Regions from separate parts of the Mus musculus genome. Here regions 2, 3, 4, 5, 6 and 7 are each linked to region 1. The links are chromatin loops, found by intact Hi-C in ENCODE. Cell type or tissue: left cerebral cortex. All regions are shown on one strand. Region 1 holds the start of Wnt7b (wingless-type MMTV integration site family, member 7B). Region 2 overlaps 7530416G11Rik (RIKEN cDNA 7530416G11 gene). Region 3 overlaps Atxn10 (ataxin 10). Region 4 has its middle 3.1 kb from the start of Gm34337. Region 5 overlaps Fbln1 (fibulin 1). Region 6 overlaps Atxn10 (ataxin 10). Region 7 overlaps Atxn10 (ataxin 10).

Region 1 (4,000 bases):
ACGTAGAGGACGCCAAAGCAGAGAAACACGTAAAAGATCCACTTTCGAAAGTTTCTGTGCATGATCCAGGGAGGGGGGCTGCGCCATAGACAGCTGCGGCCGGAGGGGACGCGCGGGTGGGCAGGGGCCGGGCAGGAGCCAGGGAGCTGCGGTAGGACCACGCTCAGCCGGCGCTTCGGCTCGGGAGGCGGGCGACGCGTGGGCACCCGGCACGCGTTGCCACCATGGTGAGCCCAGGGCGCCGCAGCCGCCGCGTGCGCCCGGGGGAGTGACCCGGGCGGGGAACCGCGACCTCGGAGCCCAGCGGAGTGACCGTGGGACTCTGCGAGCGCAGGCCGGGGCCAGGAGCAGCGGGCGGGCGCTGCCTCCACTGGGCTTAGCCGCCTGGGGCCGTGCGCGCCTCGCGGTGCGCCGGGGCGGCCAATGTGTCCGCACTTGTCCGCCTCCCCAGGTGACTCGCGGCCCCGGCAAGCGAGCCGCGAGCAGGCGAGCGCGCCCCAGGTAGGAGGATCCGCCTCCCGCCCGCCCTCCTCGCTCGCAGCGCGCTCTCTCGCGCGCGCTCCCTGGCTCTCCCCTCCCTTTTCTCCTCCCTCCCCCGTGACACACGAACGCATCTAACCCCTCGCCCCCCCTCCCCAGGCCAGCTCCCTTCCGATCGCCCTCCCAGGACTGCGTGGGAAGAGGGGAGGGAGGGGAGAGGGTGCGGCTCCAAAGAGACACCTGCGCTCCTCAGAGACAGTGAAGGTGGGGGTAGGGGCGGGGGCTAAGAAACTACCCGCTCAGGGCTTGGTGGTCACTTGGTTTCCAGTTTCTAGTTAAAGAGAGAGAGACCACCCACCACCATCTCCTTTCTATGTGCAGACATCTTTCCCCTAGACGTTACCTACGTGGGTGCTTCCAGGGCCACAACTCCGGATCAGGCATTGTTACCTGCCCAACAAACTCGGGGAAAACTCGTTCCAGTGCCCGGCACTGCAGAGCGCAAGCAGAGCGTGGGACTTGAGACTGGTAGACACACCAGCCTGCCCAGCATTAAAAGTGGCACCATGACAGAGAGACTCAGAAAGGCATCCTTGGAGAGTCCCAGTCTGAGGATTCTGTCTCACTCTGCAGGCCTGTCCGATGCGGGCGGGTGTCAGATCTGATTCTTGTTGAACCGCTAAAGTGGGAAGTCAGACTGGCCTAGGTGCCTGGCACATCCTGTGGTGTGTCTCGCTTGATCCTATCCTGGATAAATGGGTGACAGGGACACTGCCTGTCACAGCTAGGTCTGTCTTAGCACAGCGGACCAGCTAGTAACCAGACACATGGTGGGTGGGTGGGGGGTGTGTGCCAGGTTTTCAAGCGTCTACAGCCCCGGACAGCAGCATCAAATGGCGCCCTTATGACAAGGGGATGAACTCGGAGGGCGCTCGTCTTTAAACTGGCCAACACCCAATTGCCTGGTGTGGAAATGAGGAGGGGTATGAGGGGGCGCTGTCCTCAGCCCGGAACCTCGAGCTCAAAAGCTACCGTCCCTGCCCCTAATCCCCTCTTAATCTCTCCAAATCCTCTGAACTTTTGCCACGACCCGACCCGGGAGAGAGAGAGTCGCTCCTGAACCCCAGGTCCAGAAGCCGGCAGGTGCAGCTGTGCAGATCGTTTTGAGTTGGAGGACTCTTTAGAAAGGAGAATTTGGACATCACAAGCAGGGAAACTAAGGCACAGATGTCAAACGGTAGTTGCAGTCCCACACCACTGTCCCCTGAAACCAAGAACTCTGGATGTCGCACAACTTGGTAGGCAGGGAGCTGAGCTGGGCCAGGTGGCTGGGAGCAAGCAGAACAGCCTGGTAGCTTGGCAGGTGGATGCTGCCATCCCGTGGCGACAGGGAGCAACGCTTGCCACAAGAGCTGGACTTGAAATGGTTAGGGATTCCTCACTTTGCCTTGGAGTCTGGGGGCTATTCCACCGTCCCCACCAACAACCCCTGTCTTGGGGTCTGTTAGTGAGACAAAATATTTATGTGGCTGCATCGGGGCTGGAATAGCAACAGCATCCACGCGTGCCTCCTCCTCCCTGCAAACAAACAAACAAACAAACAAACACCAAACAATCCTGGGGTCTTAAGATTCCTAGCCCATCTCCAGACCTGTCAGATCGGGAGGCCCAAGATAGGGTTGGCCTTGGGATTCTCTAGGAGGGTTATGTCAGAGAAAAGTGGGTAATTCTATTGGTAGATGGGACCCGACCTGCTTCTAGGCCTTAGTTTCCCCAAAACAGAATGCAGGGTTGTCTGAAGTACTGCATAGGGTCTGTAACACAGCGACGTGCTGCCCCCTGCCGACAGCAGGTGGGAAGCAGCACCGCCCAGGCGTCCTAGGAGACCTAGAATCACAGAGGGCCTCCTACCCGTCATTTGACCTTGCAGCTTGAAGAAGATGGGTTAAAGCTTAGCTCCAAGACCCCCCACATCTGTCTGTGGGATACGGTGGGGACTTGCTTCTACCGGGAAGCTTCTCTCCGAAGGGCTAGGTTGGGATTGGTATGAAGAAGACAGAAGGCTCCAGAGCCAGGACAGTTTGAGGACCTGGTTATCTGTGGGTTCAGCCAGGCTCCGCTATCCTTGCCTGTGCTTCCTTGTCGTCGTCGTTGCCGCCACCACCACCACCACCACCATCATCATTCCTATACTCCATGGTGTTTGTAGTGGCTATTCCTGGTTGTCAACTTGACTATATCTGGAATGGACTACAATCCAAAATCTGAAGGCTCACCCATGATCCTAGTCTGGAGGCTGAGAAATACAAGTTTCTGACCATGGAGATCTTGAGGCATAGTGGCTATGAAATCCAGAAGATTAAGACAGGGAGACCTCTGAGTTCAAGGTCATCTGGGATTAAAGGGGTGGTGACACACGCCTTTAATCTGGGCCTCACCTTCTGCTGGAGACCATATAAGGACATTGGAAGAAGGAAGATTCTCTCTCTCTCTCTCTCTCTCTCTCTCTCTCTCTCTCTCTCCTTGGCCTGCTTGCCTTCTGGGACTGAGCAACTGCTCTATCCTTGGACTTCTATTCACAGCTGCTGCTGACCATTGTTGGGAGCTGGACTACAGACTGTAAGCGATCAACAAATTCCCTTACTATATAGAGACTTCCCATAAGTTCTGTGACTCTAAAGAACCCTGACTAATACAGTGATTTTTTTTTCTGAAATATCCACCCCAAAATGAGTGAACAGTCATGGGTGGATGTATATCTGGACGAATGGGTATGCGGGTCGATGGTGCATGGGTGCTGGTAATGAATGCATAGATGAATGGGGAGTGGATTGATGGGTACACAGATGCATGGGCAGGTGGGTAGGAGTGATGGATGCGTACATTCATAGAGTGCATAGATGGATGGTGTCTTATGTGGGTTTTCTGTTGGGATGAACACCATAACCAAAAAAAAACTTGGTAAAGTTGTTTTGTTTGTTTTGTTTTGTTTTTTCCCCAGTCAACCATCAAAAGAGATTAGAGCAAGAAGTCAAGGCAGGAATCCTGAAGGGAAGTCCTGAAGGGAATGCTGCTTATTGGCTTGCTCCTCTTGGTTTGCTTAGCAGGCTTTCTTCTAGCACCCAGGACCACTATCCCAGGAGCATACATGCACTGCCCACAGTGAGCTGGGTTCTCCTACGTCCATCATTGACCAAGTAAAAGCCCCATTATCTTACCCACAGGCCAGTCTGGTGGGGGCATTTTCTCCATTGAGCTTCCCTATTCCAAAATGACTCTTAAGTTGTATCAAGTTAACTAAACAGGCCAGAATGGTTGGTTCCTTCTCTGTTTGACACACAAAGACATCGCTGTTTGGTTAGAACTTTTCCTTTATCATTTGTCCCTAAGATAGGATGGTAATATTAATACCACAATATAAAACCGCTCTAACTTTGTTTTTATTTGAGACAGGGTCTCTCTATGTATCCCTGGCTGGCCTTGAACTCACCTTTGTGAGTTCTACCTGCTTTTGCATTCT
Region 2 (4,000 bases), 89 kb before region 1:
TCCTGCCATAATGTTGGTTGTGAAGAGCCAGAGTTGGTGAAGCACAGAAGGGAATAATTCCCCCCTTTGTCTAAATTAACTATTTTACTAATTTTATGTGTTTCATTATGAGAGTTTCATATATAATTTCATGTTCAAAATCAAGATAGCATAATACTTTACTGATATTCATATCCTCCACAGCCTTCTCCTACCCCATCTTGTCCTACCCCCCAAAAGTCCCCCTTCTGTTTTCATGTTACATATGTACACACACACACACACACACACACACACACACACACATACACACACACCCTGCATGTCCTTCTTTTGCTTTTTATTCTGTGATAAAATACTGACCAAAACCAACTTAGGAGAGGAAAGGATTTATTTTCACTCATTCCTGGTAGCTCATCACTGAGTGAAGCCAAAGCAGTAAATCAGGGCAGGACCTGAACACAGGCATTAAAGCAGGAGCCTCAGCAACCTTTCCTACATAGCACACAGCACTAGGACTACCTGTTCAGGGAGCTGTATCATCTATAGTAGGCTAGGGCCTCCCACATTAGCCATTAATCAAAGACAATGCACTGCCAACTTCATGTTCTTTCTCCCTCTTAAAAAACAAAACCAATAATAATAATAAGAGAGAGAGAGAGGGAGAAGGAAGGAAGGAAGGAAGGAAGGAAGGAAGGAAGGAAGGAAGGAAGGAAGGAGGAGAAAATGCGCTATAGACAGGCACATCTGATGGAGGCACCTCCTCAATGGAGGGTCCTTCTCCCCAGGTGACTGTAGTTTGTGTAAAGTTGAAGAAAACTAACCAGCACCCTGCATACCAGGTGGGAAAGTGTAGTGTCCGTCTTTCCGAGGCTGCCTGACTTCACTGATGTGATCTCCTCCTAGTTACCTGTAAATGGCATCATCCCGTTCCTCTTGGAGACTCAGTAAATCTCCATTGTGTGTAGGCCCCGTATTTCCTTCTCCATCCATTTGCTTGCTTGGTTGCTGTTGGGAGACAGGGGTCTCTTACAGTCCAAGCTAGACTTGAACTCCCTCTATAGCTAAGGATGCCTTTGAGCTCCTTGATCCTCTGGCTTCTGCCTCCCCAGTGTTAGGAATGTAGTCTCGTGCCACCATGCCTGGCTTTCTGTATATCTGTTGCTGGGAACCTGATTCCACAGCTTGCCTATTGGAAATAGGTCATTTCTTCTGGCCTTTGACCAAGGTGAGTCCTTTCCCACAGCTGACCCCTGGTTCTCTTCACCAAAGTGGAGTAGAGCTGGCCTCCACTCCACCTGCCAAACTTGGCAGGCTTGGAGCCCACGTCTGCCTTTGTGCAATGTGCTTCTGATCCCTGTCTTTGCTCACTTTTGGTCATAGGAGGCCACTTGTATGTAGTCTTCAGCCATGACTACAAGCCCTTTCTCACCTTTCTCACCAGCTGTGCCTCTTCTTGGTCCCCTCGTAGCCTCAAACACTTGTCTCAAGCTCTCCGAGCTTCAGTGTCTCTATCTGACAAAGACGCTGTCACTGATTCCCAGAGCACACATCTATGTTAGAGCAGACTATATGGGTGGATCACCCACCCTGTGTAGGTCCATTTCCCATCTTGGTAGTTCAGGCTATAAGCTCAGAAAACTTGGTCCAGACTTTTAGGGGAGTCACATTCAAGCTAAACCCTCACCTACTGTCTGCCGTGGAATAGAGACCAGGCTCCAGCATACATGGAATTCAATGTCAATTCCAATTCCTTCTCCAGCCCTCCAGAAGCCTGGGCAAGCCTGAGGCTGCCTGCCTTGGAGTTGGTCCCAGGCTGAGGGAGGGAATGGGTGAGGTAGACAGGATTCAGGGTGCCTCCTTCTGTCCTTCGCACCCCAATAGAATCCCTTTCCAATCAGGAGGCGTTCCCATGGCAACCCTGCTGGGCCTCTCTGCCCGCACAGCTCCTTCTGTGTCTGTAGAAAAAGGAAGAAGCTATTGCTGGCCTTGCCACCGTCGGTCCCACCTCACCTCGCCTGGCTTTCCAAGGTGTGAATGTCTCTTCTCCCCTTAGAATACAAGAACACGTCTGAACAGGGACATCCCCCAAGCCAGCACCAAGACACAGAGACACCCATCCCCCAAAGCTACCCACTCACTCCCTGAGACTGGTCCCCGCCTGCCCCAGCAGGACAGATTGCCTTGGCAAGGCGATTCAGATTATAATTAGCACTCATTAGCACCTCAGCAATCTGCGAGACAAGTCACCTGTCGCCAAGTCCCCTTCTTGGGAGCTGAAATAATTCTTGCCAGTGATTCCCCTGGGTTCAAAACATCAGAGGGAGCCGAGCCTCTGTAGACAGCAATCCAGGCAGTGCCCTTTGTGAGCATCCTCCGCCCTTCCTGCCTGCACTCTGGAAAGTTCTGTTGGTAAGAACAACAGGAGGTGGAGAGGTTAAAGTGGTGCCTTACTCAGAGGCTGCCTGGGGACACACCATGGCCACCACCGCACACCAGCAACCCCAGCGCAAGTCCTATGAGCAAAGGAAAGCGGGGGCTCACTCTCTGCTGGAGGATATCCGCCATCAGGCAAGGCAAGGATGTTCTAAACTGCTCTAAGTACCTGCCTTGGCCGGTTCTGAACAAGGGCCAGGAACCTGTGTGAGGTTCCCATCTGTACTGGCTGATTTTGTGTGTCATCTTGACACAAGCTGGAGTTATCACAGAGAAAGGAGCCTCCCTGGAGGATATGCTTCCATGAGATCCAGCTGTAAGGCATTTTCTCAATTAGTGATCAAGTAGAGGGACCAGCCCATTGTGGGTGGTGCCATCCCTGGGCTGGTAGTCTTGGGTTCTATAAGAAAGCAAACTGAGCAAGCCAGGGGAAGCAAGCCAGTAAGTAATATCTCTTCATGGCCTCTGCATCAGCTCCTGATCTGCTTGAGTTCCTCCAGTCCTGACTTCCTTTGGTGATCAAGAGCAATGTGGAACGTGTAAGCTGAATAAACCCTTTCCTCCCCAACTAGCTTCTTGGCCATGATGTTTGTGCAGGATTAGAAACCCTGACTAAGACACCAGCAGAGGAAAACCATCCTCTGGGAACTCATAGCCTATGAGAGAAGCACTGTGGTCCCTTGCAGACTGGACCCCACTCCAGAACTTCTAGGGAAAGAATTGTGAAGGCCAAGGGCTGGGGAACCTGGCCAGTGGTCCCAAAGCAGGAAGAAACAGCAGGCATAGCCCCCAAACAGACCATCTATCCCTCACTACAGGGAGAGAGGTGCTGTCTCTCAACAACTGACTCCCTCCTCCTTCATGTCATCTTCTGGGTGACAACTGAAGTCACTTCAGAAACAAAGATGCTTGAATCTCCAATGCTGGGGTTGTTAGGCCCAACGAGAACATTTTCCAGATGAGAAACAGTTACATGAATGTCACCCAGTGGTCTCAAACTCCCTTAGCCTGTTATCCTGGCATGTGGCCTCTGCCTAGGATCAAGATCACAGGAGAGCAGTTCTGGGTCTCTTCTGGCACTCTGGGTCCAGAAAACCCTACTGGCTCCATATATAGTGAGACATCTAGAGATATGATAAGACAGTTGCAAAAAGAGACCCTGAAGAGGAGTGGGAGAAGGAGGAGGAGGAGGAAGGAGGTAAGAGGAGGAGGAAGAGGAGGAGGGAGAGGGAAGGAAGAGGGAAGAGGAGGAGGAAGAGGAGGGGGAGGAAGAAGAGGAGGAAGAGGAGGAGGAAGATGGGAGGAGAGGAGAGGGGTATGAGGAGGAGGGGGAGGGAAGAAAGGCCTTGAGCTCTAAGCTTCCATGGGTGGCAGTTGCTGCTGTGAGCAGGAAGAGGGGCTGCCTTGAAAGGAAGGCAGGCCAGCAGTCTTTACATCAGTTACCAGATGCAATCTGGGCTGGTGGTACCTGTTTAGTAGTGACAGCTCAGCTCTTGGGGCTCTGGGAACAGACAAAAAGGCTTGCCTGACTTGAACTTAGCTGCTTATGGTGACCCCCAGTCTTAAGAAAAAGTGGAGGAGGAGG
Region 3 (4,000 bases), 180 kb before region 1:
GTGACTGTCCTGTGACTGTGCCTAGTCTCTCAGCGCTACAAAGTAAGCTGTGTTCTGTTGCTGCTATTTTTCAGTCCTTACAACAGGCAGTGGCTTGCAGTAGTGCAGACATAACTAAAATTCTGTGAACACAAAGTGGCTCCTTGGTCAACCACCCACTGACTGTAGTGCCATCAGTTCTGTTCTCAGCTTCCTTGCTTCAAATGGAGACTGCTGTACTTGCTGTGGGGTCCAAAGGACTGAATGTGACAGGATCTGATACACTACTTAGACTCTTCATGGACCTGAGCCTTCCTCTCAGGTTATCGATCTAGTTAATTTATCATCTCCCAACTATATGGCTTAAAAAGTTTTATTACATTTATTTTTGTGCAGGAGTGGGTGGTATGTGTGTCTATGTATGCATGTTATGGCGTGAGTATGGAAGTCAGACCACTTGTAGGAGTTGGTTCTCTTTCTACTATGTGGGTTCTGGGTTTTGAACTTAGGTTTGGTGGCAAGTTCTTTTACCCACTGAGCCATGTTGCTGACTCTCAGATATATATATTTAAATGGAAATTGTAGATAACATGCCATAGGAATTTACTAAGTAAAGGAATCTTGATGCCTTTTCTTTCTAGGTGGGGCTTGTTTGGGGAAAGTACTGAAAGCATGTAAGAAAATTTCCCTTGGGATGAGAGTACTTTTTTTTCTTGTCAGGTCTACCACGAATGCTTTTATAGTTGAATTTTTCTCTTGGCATTATCCACTGAAGAGGAGAAGTATTTTCTATATCTATTCTAAAATGTGTTCCAGGACAGTCTTAACGTATAGAAGGACACCCCCCCCCACACACACACACACTTACTCATTTATTTAATGTGTGCCCACATACACATTAAGTGGACATTTAAACTGTGGACAAACTGACAAAAGAGGACAGCTTTTGTCAGTCAGGTCTGTCCTTTACCCGTGTGGATTCTACAAATGGAGTTCGTCCGTCATGTACAAGCAGGCGCCCTTACTTCTTGAGCCACCAGCCCTGGAGGAACTTTTCAGTCTCAGGTCTGTGTCCTCCTGCCTGCGTTGTATGCTCTCAGAGTTACAGCGTATTGATTTGATGATTGAGTGTATAGACAAGATCTGGCTCGCTTAGAATTCCACTTCTTTGTAATATAATCCAAGTTCAAGAAATATGTCAAAATTCATAAATCAAGCTGTCACCATTAGTTTCTTGAACTTACAGTTCCTGCTACAGAAAGTGAAATTAAAATTCCTATCTTGAGGATACATTCAGAGATTTCGTTTGTTGCAGCTGTACCTTTTTTTTTTTTTTTTTAAGGCAAAGAGGAAGGCTGCCGTGGTAGCTCCATGGTAGACCATCTACCTCGCCTGTGTAGGGCCCTACATTCAATCCCTGGTACTGCCAAAAAAGCTAAAGCACTGCCGATGTTTTATTGTTGGACTTCAGGACTCCTCCTTTTCTGTTTTGTAATAGGCGTAGTCAGCTTGTTCTTGTGTGGGAGGGGCATGGCATGCTTTAAAAGGGAGACTTACAGGAACTGCAGGAGCCATCTGTTGCTGTTACTGCTGCATGCCAGGGGTCCATGGTTTGTGCTTCCTCGTGCTACCCTACTGCCAGTTGAGTCAAACTGCTGAACTCCAGGTTCAGTGAGAAACTGTCCCAGAAGACAAGGTGGAGAGTGATGGAGGAGGACACCTGATGCTAACGTCCGGCCTTCGAGTGCACATGTAGCAGGCTTGGTTTTTAGCTTGTTTAGTTTTTTTCTTACAGCACCTGAAAGTTAAGAGGAAAACACACACACACACACACACACACACACACACACACACACACACACACAGAGGCATGGATCTAGAGGTCCTGTTTGTCCCTGATAGGAGGAAAATGGCCACCATGGTGACTATAGCCAGTCTTCCTTCCTTTGTTCCCTTTGCATGATCTGTGCACATGTCCTTACCTTGTTCAGCCAGTATCTAGGGTTTATCAGAATTTCAATTCGGCTTTTATAGAAAAAAATTAAAACATTAGCATATGATCTGGGGAATTTTACTAACAAAAATAATTAAAAACTCATATCGAAGTGATCAGGGGCATTCTTGAGTGCATATCAATTTGTCAGTGTGAAAGAGAGGCAGAGGCAAGGACACAAAAATGGAAAGATTATTCAATCCTGTAGTGTGTTGGGTTTCTTTTTTTCTACTGCAGAGGAATAAGATTTGTATTTACCTTCTGCTGGTTTGGGCATGTTAGCTTTTGGTGAATGAGTGCATGTTTCACATTTCTATTGCATGTCAGAATCTAATGAAAACCCAAGTAATTTTGACACTGTAAAGTTTCTATCTCTGTAGCTGTCATTAGTTTGGGAAAATGGGAAAGTTTTTATTTCAAGTGTTAAACTAGCCCCTTCCATTTCTGAGGGAGCAAAAAAGATGGAACTGCCTAGCATACATCTACAGCATTGTCAGCCTTTGGCATGGCTAATTGTTTGCTTTTCCTGGCAGCAAAGGATCAGAGTTATATTATTAAATACCAGAAAAAAAATCAGTTTTGAAGTAATTATCTGGCATCTCTTTCTTTCAAAGCTTATCTTATTTTGGTAGAATTTAATTTCATACTGTTATATTTTAGTAGGAGAATGGCATCGAGTCTCCCATGCTGTGATGTTTAACTCAAGTCTGTGTTACTGCTGGGTAGCAGTTGGAAAGAGGCCATTTCTACTCAGTTCTCCAGATAGGAGCTACCACACTGTTCTGTAACCATGGCAGGGACCTGAACTCTAGTTTAAGTATGTATTTGCCATCTGCTCTGCACCAGCTGGTGTTCTAGACAGTGAGAATGTAGAAATGGATTTGGCATAGTGCCCTCTTGAGGAATTCATGTGCACAGGGAGACAGATGTAAGAACTTGCCATTTAAGTGAGTTCTTGAGGCTAGCCTGAGATTGAGTGACTGCGGTGTGTACCAGAGAGATGGGAAGGCTCCACTGAGCTCAAGATGAGCCGGGTGCCTATGTGAAAAGCTGAGGGAAGCAGGGGATGGGCATCATGCTGTGGGCTGGCCTCGCTCACAAGGGGAGTGCCGGTGCCTGTGAGCCTGGCTTGTGGCTCAGCACTGGGTTTTGCCAGCTGGCCTCTTTCTGCATTTAGCTGGAATGTGAGGACAGTTATAGCCTTTGGAGACTATCAGAGATTTCATTTCTGAGCCTTCTTGTGCTGTTTTAAAAATGGACTTTCATTGTGCTACCTGCTTACATTTGCTTTTAGTTATTTAAGACAATTGCATTTGGTGTTCCCCTAGGCCCTTGTTTACCGTTTTTCTCAATTTGTATATCTCTGTCTTTGTCTTTTCCACTGCCCTTCTCTCCGCTTCCCCATCTCTTCAGTGGACTTTCTCCTAGTGACTTAGGGGTTTTTAATTTGTTCCTGTTCTGTGGGATTGTCCTCTTTAAACATGGAGGGCCCATGGCTCCTGTCTTGTAAGCTTGTCCTCAAACTGTGCTTTGCTTTTGTCTCCACCTCCTGACATCACAGAAGGTTTATCCACCTCTTGCCAATTTAACATTAGAAAAGATTCTGAGACTGGTGAGATTGCTCAGCAGGTAAGAGCACTGACTGCTCTTCCAAAGGTCCTGAGTTCAAATCCCAGCAACCACATGGTGGCTCACAACCATCTGTAATGAGATCTGACACCCTCTTCTGGTGTGCCTGAAGACAGCTACAGTGTACTTCTAATAATAATATAAATATATAAATATAGATGTATAATAATAAATAAATAAATCTTTGGGCCAGAGCAAGCAGGGACTGAGCAAGCAGGGGGTCAACCAGAGCAAGTAGGGTTGATCAGAACAAGCAGAGGTCCTAAAATTCAATTCCTAACAACCATATGGAGGCTCACAACCATCTGTACAGCTACAGTATACTCACATACATAAAATAAAATAAATAAATATGAAAGGAAGGGAGGGAGGGAGGGAGGAAGGAAGGAAGGAAGGAAG
Region 4 (4,000 bases), 270 kb before region 1:
AAAATTTTGAAATTACAACAGGACAAGAGTAACCCATGGGCTGCTTCAGAGTTTTGTGTCTGGAACTGAATTGGGGGTGGGGATATAGCTTGGTGGCAGAGTGTATGGTGCAAGGTTCTGTCTGAGAGAGAAAGAGACAGACAGACAGACAGACAGACACACACAGACAGAAGAGAGAGAGGTGGCAGGAGGGAAGGAAGAGAGGGGGGAATAAGGGAGAGATAGAAAGAGGGAGGGAGGGAGCTGCCTTTCTTACCACTTTCTTTGTAACAAAAGAAAAAAAACAATATTTTTCACTCCTTTAATAATCAATGTGAATGCAGAACGACGGCTATCAGGAATCAGTCCATACCTCTGAAGCAAGCTTCCTTGGGGACCCTTTGGAAACATCACACACAAAAAGCCGGTGGAAAGCAGGCAGAGTGGCCTGACTTCTCTGAGCAGCCCGGGGTTAAAATTGCAAGCTCGTTTTGCCAGAGATAACCAGTGGTGCTCTCAGCCGCCTAAGTGGCAGGAGCCGGTTTGATCTCTGCAGCAGATTGCTCAGCAGAAGTTAAGCAGTTGGGTTTTTTTTCAACAATGTCTCCATATCATGAAACTTCCTAAAAATCTTCAAGGGGGAAACCTGAGCTGGCCCAAAGCCAGCCCGAGTGTCACCAGGACAAAGCATCCCTTCCAAGATATAATTAGGGGCGCTAGGCCTTTCATATTTGACTTGACAAGAGTATTTTTCTCTTTGTTCTGCCTGCTACTCGGGGCTTTAGCAAGCCTTTACCGTTTCTTTGTTAAAAGGGATAGCTGGGGGGGAACGTTATATAATAATCATCGTTTAAAATCAAATCCGCTCAATACAAATGTGTACGTGTAAAGGATGATACTGGTTTTGCGGTGTGATGTGTGTCTCTTAACTGGACCCAAGTTCTTTGCCCAGAAACACCGAGGGAGGATGGATTGACCGTAAGAAGCCCAGGATAGCCAGGTAGCTGCTGAGTCAAAACTGCAGTCAGAGCTGTAGGTAGACAGATATGGTACTGTGGTCCTATAACAGACTAAGGAAGCAGATTTCTAGAAGGGTCCTGGTTCCTGAGACAGCTAGGATTCTCCCTGGTGACCTTGGCACGGCTGGTGTGTGGGCCTTGACATTGAATCACCTGCTTCTTCTCACTAGGGGTCAGCAGCGGCTTCCCTCCACCAGGTGTGACGGCCCAGAAGGTCTTCTTCAGACATTGTCAAGGGTTGTCCAGGGTAAAATTGGCCTGGTTTAGAGATCCCACCCTAAAGAATGAGGAGGCAGGGACACTTAGCCGTGTTTGCCAAGGAATGAGAAAGCCCTTCTTAGGGGCTGCATGAAAAACAGAAGTCGGCGCAAAAACAAACGGGATACCACAGAAGAGAAGCCGACTTTGAGAAGGAGCAGGGAGACATTCCTAGCCCAGACTTTTGTGGTTAGCTCGAACTAGAATCTTTTCTCTGTGAGCACTACCGCCAGCACAATCCGGAGCTGAGAGCTGGGCTTTCGGATGGCTGTGAATCTCTGCTAGGAGTAGAGAAAGGGGTGTGTGTGGTGGTGGTCTGGGGGCTGGCAGAGGGAGAAAATCCACAGAGAATTATGGGGCAGAACTCCCTCTCCCTCTCCCTCTCCCCCTCCCCCTCCTCTCCCCTTCTCCCTCCCCTCCACCTCCCCGCCCCCTCTCTCTCCACTTCTCGATGGACCCTAGAGACTTCCAACCAGTGTCTGGGACTTGACGTGGACCCAGAGACCTACACAAAGCATTTCCCCTGATGGCCACCAGGTGGCACTCTGTGGCCTCCAATGGCTGCTTGTTGTGCTCCGGGCAGTGTGTAGCTTTCTTCAGATTGGTAGTTTATTTTTATTTTTATTTTTATTTTGAGCTGCCTCCAGCACATTTCGGAATTCTCCATTGCAGACAGTCATGCTTCTGTCTGTCTTCCCTGCTTGGTCTCCCCAGCAGGTTTTCCCTTCTTTGGGGGACCCCTTTCCCTGTAACATGTTCACTTTACAATGATGCTACCTCCGAGGTAGAAAACACCTAGCATTCCTTAGAAAGGACCCACTCTGAGCCTCTGAGACAGAAGAGGAGGCCTGGTGCTGCTCTGGGCTCTTGTGGCCTCCTTGTGTCCCTGCCACAGGGAAAAAAAAAGTGTCTCAGCTCCTGATCTCCAGGTGTGGTACCTGCCAACCACCTCTGCCTGCCTGCCTTGGTCTGTCATGCCTTCTAGGTTGACACCCCGAGTCTCTGCAACCTCTGTATTCCCTGAAGACAGCAGAGTGCAAAATGTTTTGGCTAAATGTCATTGAACAGAGCAAAGTAAACAGATGACAGAGATAAGAAAATATTCAAAACTAGAGTGGCTGTGACCATAAAAGAAACAAGGTGTTGTAATGCCCAAGATGATAAAGTCAGACTGGGTGCAGGAGCTGCCTGGAGAGGCTGGGGGGCAGTGTCGATTTACACTGTGGCACAGGCTTTGTCGTGGCACAGGCTTTGTCGGGGCACAGGGGAAAGACACAGGACACTCTGGTGCAGGGCAAGGCGTGCACTGTCGCTTGGAGGCAGAGACAAGAGACGCCAGTGTGGAGCAAAGGCCTCTTGGCTCTAGGGGAGTAGCTGGGGACTCCAATCCCCTCCCCATCCAGTCTGCTTCCGTTCATCCCGGGTCATGTACAAACATCTCTCCCAGAAGTCTCAAGGGGGGACGAGGAGGGGCAACCCATCAATTACTTAACATTGTTTATCTGGGGTGCTGTCTGTGTGGTGTTGGCTATGCGTGTGAAAAGAGAAACAATGAAAAACCAAGTTGGAAAGCACCCGAAGATGGGGATAGTCATTCTGGGCTGGCGTTCATCCTTGGGGGAGTCTAGACAAGGCCACTGAGTCATGTCACTCTCCTAAGGTGGCAGAGGACAGAGATGACCATGTAGTTGGTGGCAGTGGGGTGGGGAAACCTGTGGTAATGACAGTGGCTAACATATGAAACACTAGCCTCATGGCAAACACGTCACAGAACGTGTCTGCCCCTCCCCCTCCCACTGAGGGGGACACTGACCACTGTCCATCTGTACCTCTTAAAGCCAGACAGGGCCTGTCAGGGATGTGCCTGGGACACAGGATTGGGCAGTGCTCCAGGCAAAGATGCCAGTGCTTGAAGGTGGGGCCCTGCTCAGCCACTTGGATGGGCTGAATGGCAGGAGTGAGGCAGCCTCTGAGGGAGAGTTTGCTCCTCGAGCCCAGCTTGGAGGTTCCACGTGGGCAGGATATTTGTTGTAAGAAGCTGGGACAGACAGACAGGGTGGTGCATATCTGTAATCCCAGAGGCAGGGGACCCCAAGTTCCAGACTGCTTGGGCTGCATAATGAGAATCTGTCTTAGGAAGGAGAAGAGGAGGAGGGAGAGGAGGAGAAGAAAGAGGAAGAGGAGGAGAAGGAAGAGGAGGAAGAGGAGGAAGAGGAGGAGGAGGAAGAGGAGGAGGAGGAAGAGGAGGAGGAGGGAGAGGAGGGAGAGGAGGGGAAAGAGGAGAGGAAGAGGAGGGGGAAGATGAGGGGGAAGAGAAGGAGAAGGAGTAGGGAGGGATGGAGAAAAGAGAGATAAGGAAGGATAGGGGAGGAGGGAGAAGGAGACAAAGAGGAAATCACACTGGTTATCGTGGAAATTGTAGGGAAAGAGAAAGAGATGGTGTATATTAACTTTCCCCAAGAGTGAATCTCCTCATCCATGGAGCCTTTTAAGAAGTTTATTTCTGCCGGACGGTGGTGGCGCACACCTTTAATCCCAGCACACCGGAGGCAGAGGCAGGCGGATTTCTGAGTTCGAGGCCAGCCTGGTCTACAAAGTGAGTTTCAGGACAGCCAGGGCTATAGAGAGAAACCCTGTCTTGAAAAACAGAAGAAGAAGAAGAAGAAGAAGAAGAAGAAGAAGAAGAAGAAGAAGAAGAAGAAGAAGAAGAAGAGGAAGAAGAAGAAGAAGAGGAAGAAGAAGAA
Region 5 (4,000 bases), 320 kb before region 1:
ACATCCACCACAGCCCAGCTGAGTCCACGCTGCCAGCTGGCCCCATGACCTCAGGGCAGATAAGAATTGTCAAACTGCCTCAGTTTCCCCACTGATGAAACAGATTGGCTATGATGTGAGGGCTAGGACTCTACCCTTCCACACAGGGGAGGGGGTTGGTGATTTCAGCCATGTTGCCTTAGGAGTGAATCCTCGTTGTGTTTGGGTCGAGGAAGGGGGGGCAAGTCTCTGGGGAGGAGGGGGGTGGAGTGGAGTGGAGTGGAGTGGAGTGGAGTGGAGTGGAGGGCTGCGCCAGTGCTACAGTGTTCTCATGCCATCATCCTTGCTGCAGAGATCATCTTTCTGAGGGCTGTCACACCGCTGTACCCCGCCAACCAGGCCGACATCATCTTCGACATCACAGAAGGGAACCTTCGAGACTCCTTTGATATCATCAAGCGCTATGAGGACGGCATGACTGTGGGTGAGTGACCCTTGAGATGCCCAGGGCATTGACCAAGGTCATCTGCACCCTCCTCACTCCCATCAGAGGCCAGTTCTACCTGGCTGCCAGGTCCTAGCCAGCAGCTCCTACTCAATCAAGTCTGGGGAGCCTAGTGTGAAAGACTCCCCCGGGGATCCACCCCGGCCGTACCACTGACTCTCCTGTAAACTCTGTCAGCCTCAGTCTTCCCACTTACCAAGTAGGTGGGCAAAATAGATCCTGCCTCTCATAGCTGGATTTAGAAGGCCGTGCCCCAGCCAGGCTGTAAGCCTTGCTCAGTGGGAGCTGGTCTGTCTGCTGTTCCCATGGCGCCGTGAGAAGATAAGCAAACTGGACTTCAGAAGACCCCATATCTAGTCCCAGCCATGCAACTAACTACCTTGGCTTAGTGTGCAATCTCCAGCCACTTGTCACCCCTCCCCAGGTGTCAGTGGGTAAGAACCCCCCAGGACAGTCGGTGTCCCAGAAGCACAAAGGAGGCAGGGACAGAGCAACCTTCTGTGTTGGTTTCATGTGGGCTTGGTGAAGAGGAAGTGGAGAGGATTCGCCAGACACCGGGACAGGGGCTGGTAAACACCCACAGGGGAGATGGGAGGGAAGCCTGGAAGCCACACGGTCTCTGTAGAGAGGACTGTGGTCCCTGTTGCTGTCTGTGGGCCTTCAGTAGGACCTGCTCGCCCTGAACGCTCTCAGAGGCCATTTCCATATCTGCTGTTCTCAGCTAAATTGCTCCTGGAGTGGACTAAGCTGGGAAGCTGGGCAGAGTTGAGTCTTGGTATGATGTCACCAATGCCCGGTGGGTCATGACTGCACCCAGCGGGTCATTCCACTTTGTGACCTTTGTCACAGTAGCTCATCAGAACGGTCTTTTTTTTTTTAAGGTTTATTTATTTATTTATTATATGTAAGTACACTGTAGCTGTCTTCAGACACTCCAGAAGAAGGAGTCAGATCACGTTACAGATGGTTGTGAGCCACCATGTGGTTGCTGGGATTTGAACTCAGGACCTTCGGAAGAGCAGTTGGTGTTCTTAACCACTGAGCCGTCTCACCGGCCCCCAGATGGTCTTTAAGTAACTTATTATTATTGTTAGTAGTAGTACTGATTTATTTATTTTATTTATATGATAAATAAATCACTGTAGCTATCTTCAGACACACTAGAAGAGGGCATCAGATCCCGTTACAGATCGTTGTGAGCCTCCAAGTGGTTTCTGGAAATTGAACTCAGGACCTCTGAGAGCAGTGAGTCCTCTTAACTGCTGAGCCATCTCTCCAGTGCTTTAAGTAACTTTTATTCATGGTGATGGAAAACGGTCTTATCTGCCACTTCTGACTTAGATTTACACTCTGAACATTTTGAAGCATTTGAGAAACTGGGTGATAATCCCCCCCCCCCCCCCCCACACACACACACACAGACACACACACACATACATCAGTTTTTCCTTTTATTCTAGTCTCAGGCCTGTGAGATCTGGATTGGAGCCGAACCATGAGTTTGGCCTCCAGGTGGCGCTGTTGGATCTCCAAAACCTCCATCCAGGCTGTTTCTTCAACCCCGACAGTTGCTAAACTGGCAGCTAGAGAAAGGGAATCGTTATTCTCCTGTTGCCAAAGAGCCATTTATAGCAACTTTACAAGCTCTTAAATGGGTTTGCATGTTGTAAACATGGCTGAGTCATTTGGGGGCTCACCACCCCCGGCCTCCTCCTCCGCTGTTTGGCAGCAAGGATAATTAGTTAATTACAATTAATGGTTCAGCAGCCCTCTCTGAGATTCCAAGGAGAGGGCATGCAGCCCGGCCGCCAGCCGTCCTAAGTCTCACCTTCAGCTATGGATGAGGGGAGGTGTTGTGTCTATGTCGGGGGTCGGGTGGGGGTGTGGTAACGGTTTGTCCTGCTTCAAGTGTGGATGAGAGATGAGTACCCTGTCATTGGCCAGCAGAAGCCCCCTAGAGCTTGCCCTGTGAGTGACCTATTGCTATCATGTGACACAGCCTGGGCCGCTGTGATTATAACCGTAGAACCTTCCAGTTTGCTTGCTCTCTGTTACTTCTGAACACTTGAGTTACTGGCCCTGGCTGACCTGTGTTTATAGAGATAGATACTGCCCCCCACTCCCATGCTCACCTTTCCCCAGAAGAGAGCACTGGGCCATCAATATACTGAGATGTGAGCCTGCAGGGTTGCATCGAGCCTCCGTAGCCCACCCCAGCTCTCTCAGGAACGGGCCCTCCCTCTTTCCACATCTCTTCTCAGCTAAATCGTTCCTGGAGTGGTCTAAAGCTGGGAAACTGGGCAGAGATGAGTCCCAGTGAGCGGGTCATGGCTGCACCCCAGACAGAACAGTCTTGGGTGCGTCTGCTTTTTGGCTTCCTGTCTGCTACATCAGAAAGTCCTGCTTGTGATAGAGCCAGAAGGCCTCATCTTTCCCAGCCACTTCCACAGAAGAAGAAACAAAGGCCACTTGTGTGTCAGTCTTAGTCTTTTCTTAGTGATTCCGGGGCCCAGCTGGCCATGAGATGGCTCCAGGGGTGACGAGTGACCACAGGTAACCTGCAGGCAGTGGGCGGCTCGGGAATGGAATGCAGCCGAGGCCGTGGGGAATGAGCGTCCCCCTCGCCGCGCCTGGTCATGGGTGCCCTGATCTTTGGAATTCTAGGCTTGGGCGGCATGGGGGTGGAACCCCAGCCCTTCGGAAATTCCTGGGGCTCATCTCTCTGCCGACTGAGTGGCCCAGCCTTTTTCCACTCCTCAGCAAGTTCGCAGGGCGTTCCATCTGGTGCACACATCACCTGCCGGGTGGAGAGGGAGACCAGGTGGGGCCGGTTGCCCTGAGTGGGGACGAAGGCTGTGTTTGTGATTGGGTTCTGCTTTCCGACTTCTTGTCTTAGGCTCCCAGTTCTCTGCTTGGAACATTTACCCTGAGATTGCCTATAGCCAAATTCCTTCTCCCTTTTCTGCCCAGAAACATCTCTGTGTACCTGGAAATGTCCCTCCCAGAAGTAAACCGCCCCCGCCCCCCCCCCCAACATGGCTCCAGTCCTGACCACTGTGGGGATAGAGTTTTCTGAGTTTTGGCCCAACATAAAGCAACTCTGGAGCTTAGCAGTCATGGCTTCTTGCCACCACTGCACACTCTCGCCCCCGTGTTCTTGTTCAGTCCTTGCAAATGTGACTCCTGGGAACAGGTCAGGAAGCTCCCCTTGGGCAAAGGAGGGAATAGAGTCCAATGACCTTGTAAGACTATGCAACCACAAACCATGGGGCTGGGTATCTTCCGACACTTCAGGCTACACTTTATGCAATACCCCCAAGGCTTGGCCATCAGCAAAAGCATGGTTCAGGACTAAGTGGGCCTGCCACCTGCTGTTCCCATCCAAGCTCAAGAGGTTCCTGTGTCTCTGGCAATGGACATGGGCCTGTATATGGTCATGCCGGGGCACCTGCCTGCTCACTGGGCTGGATGAATACCTGCCTGTCGAAGCCACAACCCTTGTGGACACTCCCTACA
Region 6 (4,000 bases), 190 kb before region 1:
AATAAGATAATGTGTGTAGTACGTGGATCAGTGTCAAATAGTGAATAAGTTTGATAGCTCACTTCTTAAAACTTAAATTGGCAACCTTTATGAAATGTTGAATTATTTTAATATTAAAAGTGATGGATATGAAAAAGTTCTTGCTGCTATTAAGTCACATAGAAGAAACTTAAATTTTTTTTAAAAACTGGCAATTGACAGCTTTATTAATAAAAGCTTTTTTCTAGCTAGATATTAAAATACGGTTAAAAAAGAATGAGAGTAACTCTGAAACTGTCATTCTCAGCATTGCACAGCAGACTTGTTATGTACTCAGGTGGGACTCCTCTGTTTTTCAGGATCACACTGTTAGACATAGTGATAGCCAAGCTAGTGGGTGAGGAGCAGCTGACAAAGGATGACATCTCTATCTTTGTGCGCCATGCCGAGTTGATTGCAAACTCATTTATGGATCAGTGCAGGAACGTGCTGAAGTTGACCTCAGAGCCTCACACCGAGGATAAGGTAAGGACACAGATCTGGGCCTGGAGGGGAAGAGCAGACAGGTTTTCTAGTTTATTCAAGATGTCTATGAGATTTCTTTCTTAAAAGGTATTAAAGATTTGTCTTTATTTATGTGTGTGTGTTTTGTTGCCTGTGGAGGCCAAAAGAAGGTGTGAGATCCTCCGGAGCGAGAGTTATGGGTGACTGTAGGGCACCTAGGTGAGTGCTAGGGACTGAATGAGGGTCCCCTGGGAGAGCTCTTCATTGACGACCCATCTCTCCAGCCCCTATCAAGGTTTTAAGTGAACTCTCTGAGTGATAGGTGGCTTTGTTAGAGAACGTAGAAACTATAGATTAGGGGGAACCCTGCCCACATTAATAGCTTGTAAAATAACTCTGTTGATACTTTTAAGCATAGATCCACAGGCATGTGTTAAAGGCACATACTTAGATGGGTTTTGTGCCATTTGCCTGTCAGTTCCATAGACATTGAACACACATTCTGAATGAGTTTATGGATGGGTAATCCCTGTAATGAGATGTGGAGATTGTTTCTGCTTCTGCTCATTCATTGCTCGCCTTCAGTGCTGTAGTCACGTTACATAGTCACATCGTTGTTAAGTGCCCACACTCTCCTGCTGCTCTTACAAAGGCCCTGAGCTAGCTTCCCAGTGCCTACCTGGCAGTTGACAACCATCTATAATTCCGCTTTACGGAAATGTAACATCTTGGACTCTGAGGGCATACAGCAGGCAGGCCAAATCTCATGCATATAAAAGAATAAATCTCTTAAAATAAAACATAAAACAAACAAATAACTTCTCAATACAAGTCTGAGCTGTTTTTTAAAAGTTTATTTTTCCTACCTAGGGTAGGGGCTTTCTAACTCCACCCCTCCCGCACACCATTTCACCTCCTCCCCCAGTTAACCCTGGTCACATTCTCCTTTCTTGACCCCTTCTCTCCTAAAGGCTACGGAAACTACTTGGCAGTAATTCTATCCTACCATTTTCCATCCCACTGGAAAACCTCTGCTTGGACTGTTTCTTTGGCCTTTATTTGAGTTAAAGTCAGAATTGTTCTCTCTTTGACACTGCTCAGTAGCAGAATAGAAGCAGCTCTGGGACCAAATGAAAGACAACCCTGGAGCAGCATTTGAGCAGGTGGATAAGCTAGACTAGGACGCCATTTCTGTGAGATTTAGTAGTAGGTTAGACTCGTGGATAATGACAGAGAACAGGTCACGTGTTCGCTGGGACTTAAGTCGGGGGTCAACATAATTTCACAGGGACACAGGCAACTTGTTGAAATGTTAGTCATAGCTGTGTAGTTTGATAGGCTCTGTTTTGTATACTTAAAGGTATGTATTGCATGTAAACCATACCTCAGTGAATCAGATTTTAAATACGTTTTAGTAGTTGATGCTGGAGTGCTGTTGGCAGTGGTTTGGTGCGTGAGCTTGGACTCCAGAGTGGACCCTCCCTCAGCATGGAAAGGTGTGCAGCGAGGCAGAAACGAGATCCTGGTGTGCTCCGGGCAGTGACGTGCGAGCCTGGGAATTTCTTGACTTCTGGCGTAATTGAAGTCATGTTTGTGACACTTTGTCACAGTGGGAGTGCACTGCCTTCTTTGTGGTTGAATTCCATGCCAGTTGGTTATTGTCTTGATTGCCTTCAGGTAGACATGAGTTCTCTTCCTGTAAAAGAAAAGAGGACATCTCAGCACTGATTTACCTTTCTGGGGACAATTGCTTTTGTTCCCAGCAGGGGGAGCAGTGAGGTGTGGTTGAAAAACATTTAAAACTTAATTTTCTAGGAAACATAAAAAAAAAATCCTTCAATATTTGTTAAATCACATCTGACTTTAAATTGTTCACAAGACTTGTGTTTAAAGTAATTTTAGTATTATAGTGGGATACGCCTGCTCTCTCTCTGTACACGTGTGCAGGAGTGTGTGCATGTGCGTGCGTGTGAGTGTGTGTGATGCGTGCAGGGGATATGCACATGTTCATGTGTGTATATGAAGAAGCCAGGGCGGATGTCAGGTGTCTTCCTTTAGTGCTTTCCATCTTACTGTCTGAAGCAGGGTGGCGTATTGAACTGGTAGCTTGCCTTTTGGCTCGGCTGATGGGCTTTGGATCACTCTGGGTCTCCTGTCTCTCCCTCAGTGCTGGGTTCTAGGCACAGGCAGTGTTTTCACATGGCACCAAGGAATCAAACTCAGGCCCTCAAGCTCGCATAAGCTCTCGCCCACTGATCCATTGCTCCAGCCTCGATTTTCCCTTCAAATAGTAGTTCCTGTAAGGGAGGAGGAAGCATGCACATTTGCATTACTATACTCTGAGATAGAAGTGGGGATGAAAAGCTACAATAGGCTTGAAGGAGACCCTTGTCCAGTATACCATGTTCTCAGTCCTAGGCTGGAGCTGGGTGATGCTGACTGCCGAGAGTCTGTTGTTCGTTCATATCTAGGTATCTATGGCCTGACTTTCGGTTGGTTGTCAGGGTTATCGTGGAAGTTAGTGAGTGCACATCAGGGCTCTCTCTCTGCCGTGCCTCTGCCAGCCACTGGCCAGCACGGGTGCCACCAGTGATTTCTTAGGAAGGCAAGACAGTTAATGCAATTAATAACATTTTCAGAAGACTGACTGAAAATAGCTGTGTTTGTCGAGGGTTTTTTTTCTGTGTAGGTTGAAACCCTGAGGCTTTCTTCATATGCTCTTTGCAGAAGTAGCTGAGTGTTGAGCGTCCATGCTGGCCTTTGCTGTACTTTATATGCCCATTTCCAGGTTTGACACAAACGTAGTCTGTTTTGGCATAGGCTAAGGTTGAGTTTACTGACTCTTAGTTACTCATCCTGAGCCTCGCCTTTCCTTTGAAAGTTTCTATTTCCTGATTCCTGTGCAAATCAGAATTGTTGTTAGGTGGCGGGGTTTGTAGTCATTTGGTTCTTGCAGCCACATATTAAGCAACTTTCTGCAGTAGCAATTAGTATGAGCCCATGGAATGAGTAAGAATGGTATCTCTGATTGCACGGACTGATAAGGATCATGGTTTTGCCCTTTTACTTTTGCTCATATTTCACTTTTCTGTAAACAGTTCTTTAGCTGATGTCAGTGAAACAAAGTTAAGAAGTTTCTGGTTTGCCCAGCTCCCTCCTCTGTTCTGCAGAGCCATTTGTGTATCAGTTTGTTTTGTACAAAGGCTTTCCTTGTGTGTTCGACCCTTACGTTGCTTCGTTTCCTTTTCACAGTGGTGAGTGCACTGTTGTCTAGCGTGGCTTTTCCACACATGTGGCTGTTTCTCCTTCCATTTGAATACAGGTAGATTTACTGGGTGTGTTTTTCTTTTTAGCCTTTCCAAATTTTGTAATCATTTCCTTACTAATTTATTTATTTGGTCCTGTAAGGTGTGGCATGTGTATGTGCCTGCAGGAGTATGGAGGTCATAGGACAACTCAGGAGGAGCAGTTCTCTCCTTCCAGCCTGTTGAGATCAGGAACCAAGCTTTGGTTGTGT
Region 7 (4,000 bases), 120 kb before region 1:
TACTGAAGAAAATGGGCTTTGAAATTGAAAAGAGTGGGGATAAACTGATTCTGAAGTCTAATAATGACATCCCCCCGCCTGTAAGTACCCTCTGTAAGCTGTCCTCAGTCCCTCCCAGAAAGCTGCCCCTGCATCTCTGTGACTTGGAAGTGAGAGGTCTCAGTAGGGAACATGGAAGACTAGAGAAGCTGCCTTCTGACACGGTTACTGACAGAGCTGAATAGCACTGCAGATAACTTTTTGGGCAGACTTTATGATGCCATTTGCTTAAAACTACAACTCATGCAGAGCATGACATACAAAAGATGCTGAAGTGTATTCATGGCAGAAACAAGTTCCTGACCAGAACGAGACTTTCCTGTAAGGAGCAGAGGTCACTGCAAGAGTTTGTGTGCTGATGCATGCGTCCTTTAAGGATCTTCCCAGTCCCCCAGTACCATGATACCTGCAGAGCTCTGATTTCTCCTTTGTCTGATGGTTCTTGTAAATAGATGTGCTGTACCTATGATGCTGTTTCTGTTTTTTTTCCATAGTGAATGCCATCTTCATATGAACACATTCAGATTCCATCTCACGGACCTCTCATCTCTGCAGTGTATGAAATCACAAGTATTGGACATGTAGGGTACAGATGAGGGAGCCTCCTAATCCTTTAGAGTAAATGAGTGTAAGCTACAAGTGGACGTTTTCTTTATTTCTTTGCAGTAAGTGTTACTGTCTGCCTCACCTTTGTCCCTCTGGGTAGAACTCGCTTTCCCGTCATATACATTGTGCTTACTGTTGTAGTAATAAACGTCTCTGTGGGCACAGCCCTCACTCGGCAAAGACTGGGACCCTTGATTGGATTCTGCACGCCCTTTCAGATGGCAAGTGTGCTTCATCCCTTTGATTCTCTGCTTCTCATTGGATTTCTGAACTCTGGCGGGCACTTGAAGTAAGTTTCTCACTGTGATTAATTCTACCAATCTCTTTTCTCCCCTTCTGCCTTTCCAAAACATTGACATGACTCATTTCCAGTTAATTAATTTGAGAACCCACCCTCTTCATTCCATGCACTGCGTTGTCACAGAGCCCTGTCTTAGAAAGGCCGTGAGAATGGGTGAGAGACCATGTGGCCACTTAACTGTTTGCATCCCAGGTGGACTTAGAGTTAAGAATTCCTTAAAAGTGATGCTGACATCTTGCCCATATCCATGCTGCCTGACACAGAAAGGAATATTGTACTTTTTTTGATGTGCAGTGCCTCTAGTGTGCTGTGCCTCATGTGAACGGGGCGTCCATAGCCTCTTCTGCTTAAAAGTGTGGCTGTCACAGAGACAAGCTAATCTGGAGGAGCGAGGATATATTGGTATCGAGCTTTAGTTCTATTTTTGTAGCAGGTAAAACTGGATTATAGAAGGCACTGGACTCTGTAGCTACCTGAATCACTAATAAAATCACCTTGATCTGATGGGCCATGTTGTAGAGGGCTTACCATTATTTTCCTGAACAAGCTTGTTCAGAACTAAACTATCCAGAGACATCACACTCATGTTTATACTCCCGAAGTGAAGCCAGTAAAGAACCATCCAAAAGCTTCATGAAAATACTATCCCAAAGTCGAGTTCTTGTAAGTTTCTTTATGTCCAATTACCTTGTGTTCCAAGAATGGCTTGAGCTATTGATGAAGTAACAGTTTCCCCATATGTAGCTCACTGTCTGTTATGAAACATCAGATTGGAAGCCTAGAGCAGTTAGGATGCATTTGAGATGTTCAGCCATTGCAAAATGTAAAATTCACAAAGAAGCCATTCCCTTCTGGGGCACCAAGAGTTAAAATCCTTTCTCTATAGCGGTCTGGCCAAAGGGAAAGCAGCGGGGGGCCCTTTCTCCTTTTAACAAGTTTACAACGGACATTCTTCTTTCCTCTCAATGGGTGTGTACACACCAGTGGAGTCACACAAACATGTCGGTATGCACCATATAATAACAAACACAAATCAATAAAAGGAGCCTTGTGAGAATGCAGAATCGGGTATGGCTGTGTGCTCTAAATAGGAAGTGTGGGGCTTGCCAGAGTGAAAACATGCTGATGACTGCATTGTGGCTCCTTTTGATTCCCTGGAGATGAAGGGCTGAACACAACAGCTTCCCTGTGCTCCACCAGAGGGCTTGGGGCTTCCCAGAACCTTGTTTTACACCCTATAGAGGATTAATTTGCCACCTCAATCAGCCCTTTGTGGGGGTGGGAAGCAGGGTAGCCCCACAAAATTTGTAAAGCTAAAAAGAATAGTTTTGTGACCATATTTTTTTCAAGAGCAAACTGACAAAGCTTCTGGTCTACTTCATTTTCACAGATAGAAAAGAAAGGATTCTCGACTTGGTAGTAAGGCCAAGTATTTGCAGAGCGCTCTCCTATCATAGGAGAGACTTTAAAACGTGTTTTCACAATTTTAGGGCTGTCCCGTTAGAAGTTGTCCATGTGTCTCATGGTTGCTTGGGGATTATTGAAAAGCAAAATGTCAAGGTGCCTAACTGGCTCAGTGTCTCAGAATCTGACCACGGCACTCACTTCAGGAAGCACTAGATCACACTCTTGCAGAAGGAGACACAGAGAGATGATTAGGGTATAAAAGGAAGACTGCTCGTTAGCACGCTGAAGCTCAGATGTCTGCCTGTGTATCTTAAATCTGTCCTCCTCTGAAGTGACTCATAACACCACCTGCCATTTAAATTGTATGTAGTAGTTTTTCTTTTATTTTTCAGTCTTTTAATTTCTATCCAAGAACAGAAAAACTTAAAAGATGTCAGCCAGTAATTTCTGCATGAGGAAAACCTGTTTAGAAATGATCCCATCATCGTAGGTTTTGCACATAGCAGGCTTTTCTCTGTAGAGCATCGAGTCAGTCAGGTGTCTAAAGGCAGAGAGAGAGGCTGAGGAATGGTCCCAGAATCCCAGAGAGTATAGAGTCCATTGAGGGAGCCAAAAGGCCGCTCGGTGCTGTCCAAGGTTCTGATCCCTCAGCCCCTGTCAGCCTCTCTTCTTGCTTTCAAAGTTCTGGGGTCGTTTTCCTCTGGCACAATGCTTGTTCTCCCCTCTACACACGTTTACATACTTATTTGTAGATCAACTGCTACATCCTGTTTAACTATACAAGTTTGATTTGTTGTCTACAGTATATATGAATTTTTAAGCCAAGCCTTTTCTGTCCATGTGTGGCTATACTGTTAACTCCTTCATCACTGTCACACTCTTCTCATAGCCATAGAAAATCCATGAGTATGACTAGATTTGGGTTTTTTTTTAAGTATTTGCTAATTTTTTTTTTTTTGAGACAGGGTCTCAACATGTACCCTGGCTGGCCCAGAACTCACTATGTAGTCTAGACTGGTCTTGAACTCACAGATCCACCTTCAAGTGCTGGGATTGAAGGCATGTGCCACCATATCCAAGCCAACTGTTGTCTTCTTTCTCTGTTTTAAGACCTTGACTTGCGTCCTTTGTTTACTGGTGTGTGTGTGTGGTGCTTGCTCTCCATCACTAGAGCCAGAGCTTGGGTCCCCTGTTAGCTAGGAGCTAGGGTCCTGCTCTGTCACCAGCAGACACTGAAACAGATTGCACGAGTAGTCTGTGATTCTCAACTCTGCAGACCTGGATCATAGCGCGGCCCACCTCTCCAGAGCCTTTGAGGACGGAAACAGGTAATCATAGAAAGAGCTTGCTTATAGGAATAAGAGCTTGAGTCAGCGTACTCGCTAAAATGGTCCAAGGTCACACAGCAGTAGATGTTAACAACTAATCGGTATAATTAACTGGATAAGAATGAGTGAGAAAAACATGTGGCTGTTTTTCCTGGGAGCATGGAAATTAACTGTGGCAGAATAGGCTGCTGTGTTGCCCAAGACACAACACAAAGGAAACCATGAAGATTTTAGATTTCACAATCACAATGTCCGATTCACAGCTGCACTTGTTATTAGCTGAGTAGCCTTGAGTAAAGCACTTAGCCCCCTGAGCCTT

The links. Peaks named below come from ENCODE experiments on the same cell type or tissue, not always from the same donor. Only the 100,000 strongest peaks of a DNase experiment are listed, where the experiment ranks them.
Region 2: it touches region 1 in a loop (2.3-fold over the local background); 18 of 42 quality-filtered maps call a loop at or near these places.
Region 3: it touches region 1 in a loop (4-fold over the local background); 4 of 42 quality-filtered maps call a loop at or near these places.
Region 4: a loop joins it to region 1, with 6 times the contacts of the local background. A loop is called at or near these places in 38 of 42 quality-filtered maps.
Region 5: it touches region 1 in a loop (9-fold over the local background); 31 of 42 quality-filtered maps call a loop at or near these places.
Region 6: a loop joins it to region 1, with 5 times the contacts of the local background. A loop is called at or near these places in 14 of 42 quality-filtered maps.
Region 7: it touches region 1 in a loop (4-fold over the local background); 21 of 42 quality-filtered maps call a loop at or near these places.

Annotation. Positions count from the first base shown.
Region 1 is chr15:85,581,389-85,585,388 of GRCm38, forward strand. It overlaps Wnt7b (wingless-type MMTV integration site family, member 7B), which reads right to left and starts at 433. Exons shown (of 4, transcript NM_009528.3): 1 at 1-433. The coding sequence starts at 62. AU022754 (expressed sequence AU022754) reads left to right here. Exons shown (of 5, transcript NR_040433.1): 1 at 1-29; 2 at 862-3,099. In left cerebral cortex, CTCF peaks have their summits at 1,856 (motif pointing left) and 2,341 (motif pointing left); DNase peaks (open chromatin) are centred at 1,059, 1,152, 1,835 and 2,311; H3K4me3 peaks cover 871 bases.
Region 2 is chr15:85,492,381-85,496,380 of GRCm38, forward strand. It overlaps 7530416G11Rik (RIKEN cDNA 7530416G11 gene), which reads right to left. Exons shown (of 5, transcript NM_001256072.1): 3 at 2,230-2,385; 4 at 1,667-1,937; 5 at 356-987. The coding sequence starts at 2,352. The coding sequence ends at 902. Among named protein-coding and RNA genes, the nearest start is that of 7530416G11Rik, 8.8 kb to the right of the region's middle. In left cerebral cortex, no CTCF peak of the experiment used is centred here; DNase peaks (open chromatin) are centred at 1,924 and 2,114; H3K27ac peaks cover 1,595 bases.
Region 3 is chr15:85,400,569-85,404,568 of GRCm38, forward strand. All of the region lies in intron 9 of Atxn10 (ataxin 10), which reads left to right. Among named protein-coding and RNA genes, the nearest start is that of Gm23517, 51 kb to the left of the region's middle. In left cerebral cortex, no CTCF peak of the experiment used is centred here; DNase peaks (open chromatin) are centred at 1,516 and 2,834; H3K27ac peaks cover 1,264 bases.
Region 4 is chr15:85,314,043-85,318,042 of GRCm38, forward strand. No RefSeq gene overlaps it. Among named protein-coding and RNA genes, the nearest start is that of Gm34337, 3.1 kb to the left of the region's middle. In left cerebral cortex, a CTCF peak has its summit at 1,801 (motif pointing right); a DNase peak (open chromatin) is centred at 1,796.
Region 5 is chr15:85,264,919-85,268,918 of GRCm38, forward strand. Fbln1 (fibulin 1) reads left to right here. Exons shown (of 17, transcript NM_010180.2): 16 at 332-463. Among named protein-coding and RNA genes, the nearest start is that of Gm34337, 46 kb to the right of the region's middle. In left cerebral cortex, a CTCF peak has its summit at 2,011 (motif pointing right); a DNase peak (open chromatin) is centred at 2,007.
Region 6 is chr15:85,386,653-85,390,652 of GRCm38, forward strand. Atxn10 (ataxin 10) reads left to right here. Exons shown (of 12, transcript NM_016843.4): 7 at 339-504. Among named protein-coding and RNA genes, the nearest start is that of Gm23517, 37 kb to the left of the region's middle. In left cerebral cortex, a CTCF peak has its summit at 2,239 (motif pointing right); a DNase peak (open chromatin) is centred at 2,174.
Region 7 is chr15:85,462,388-85,466,387 of GRCm38, forward strand. Atxn10 (ataxin 10) reads left to right here. Exons shown (of 12, transcript NM_016843.4): 11 at 1-80; 12 at 534-1,450. The coding sequence ends at 536. Among named protein-coding and RNA genes, the nearest start is that of 7530416G11Rik, 39 kb to the right of the region's middle. In left cerebral cortex, a CTCF peak has its summit at 2,154; a DNase peak (open chromatin) is centred at 2,619; H3K27ac peaks cover 555 bases.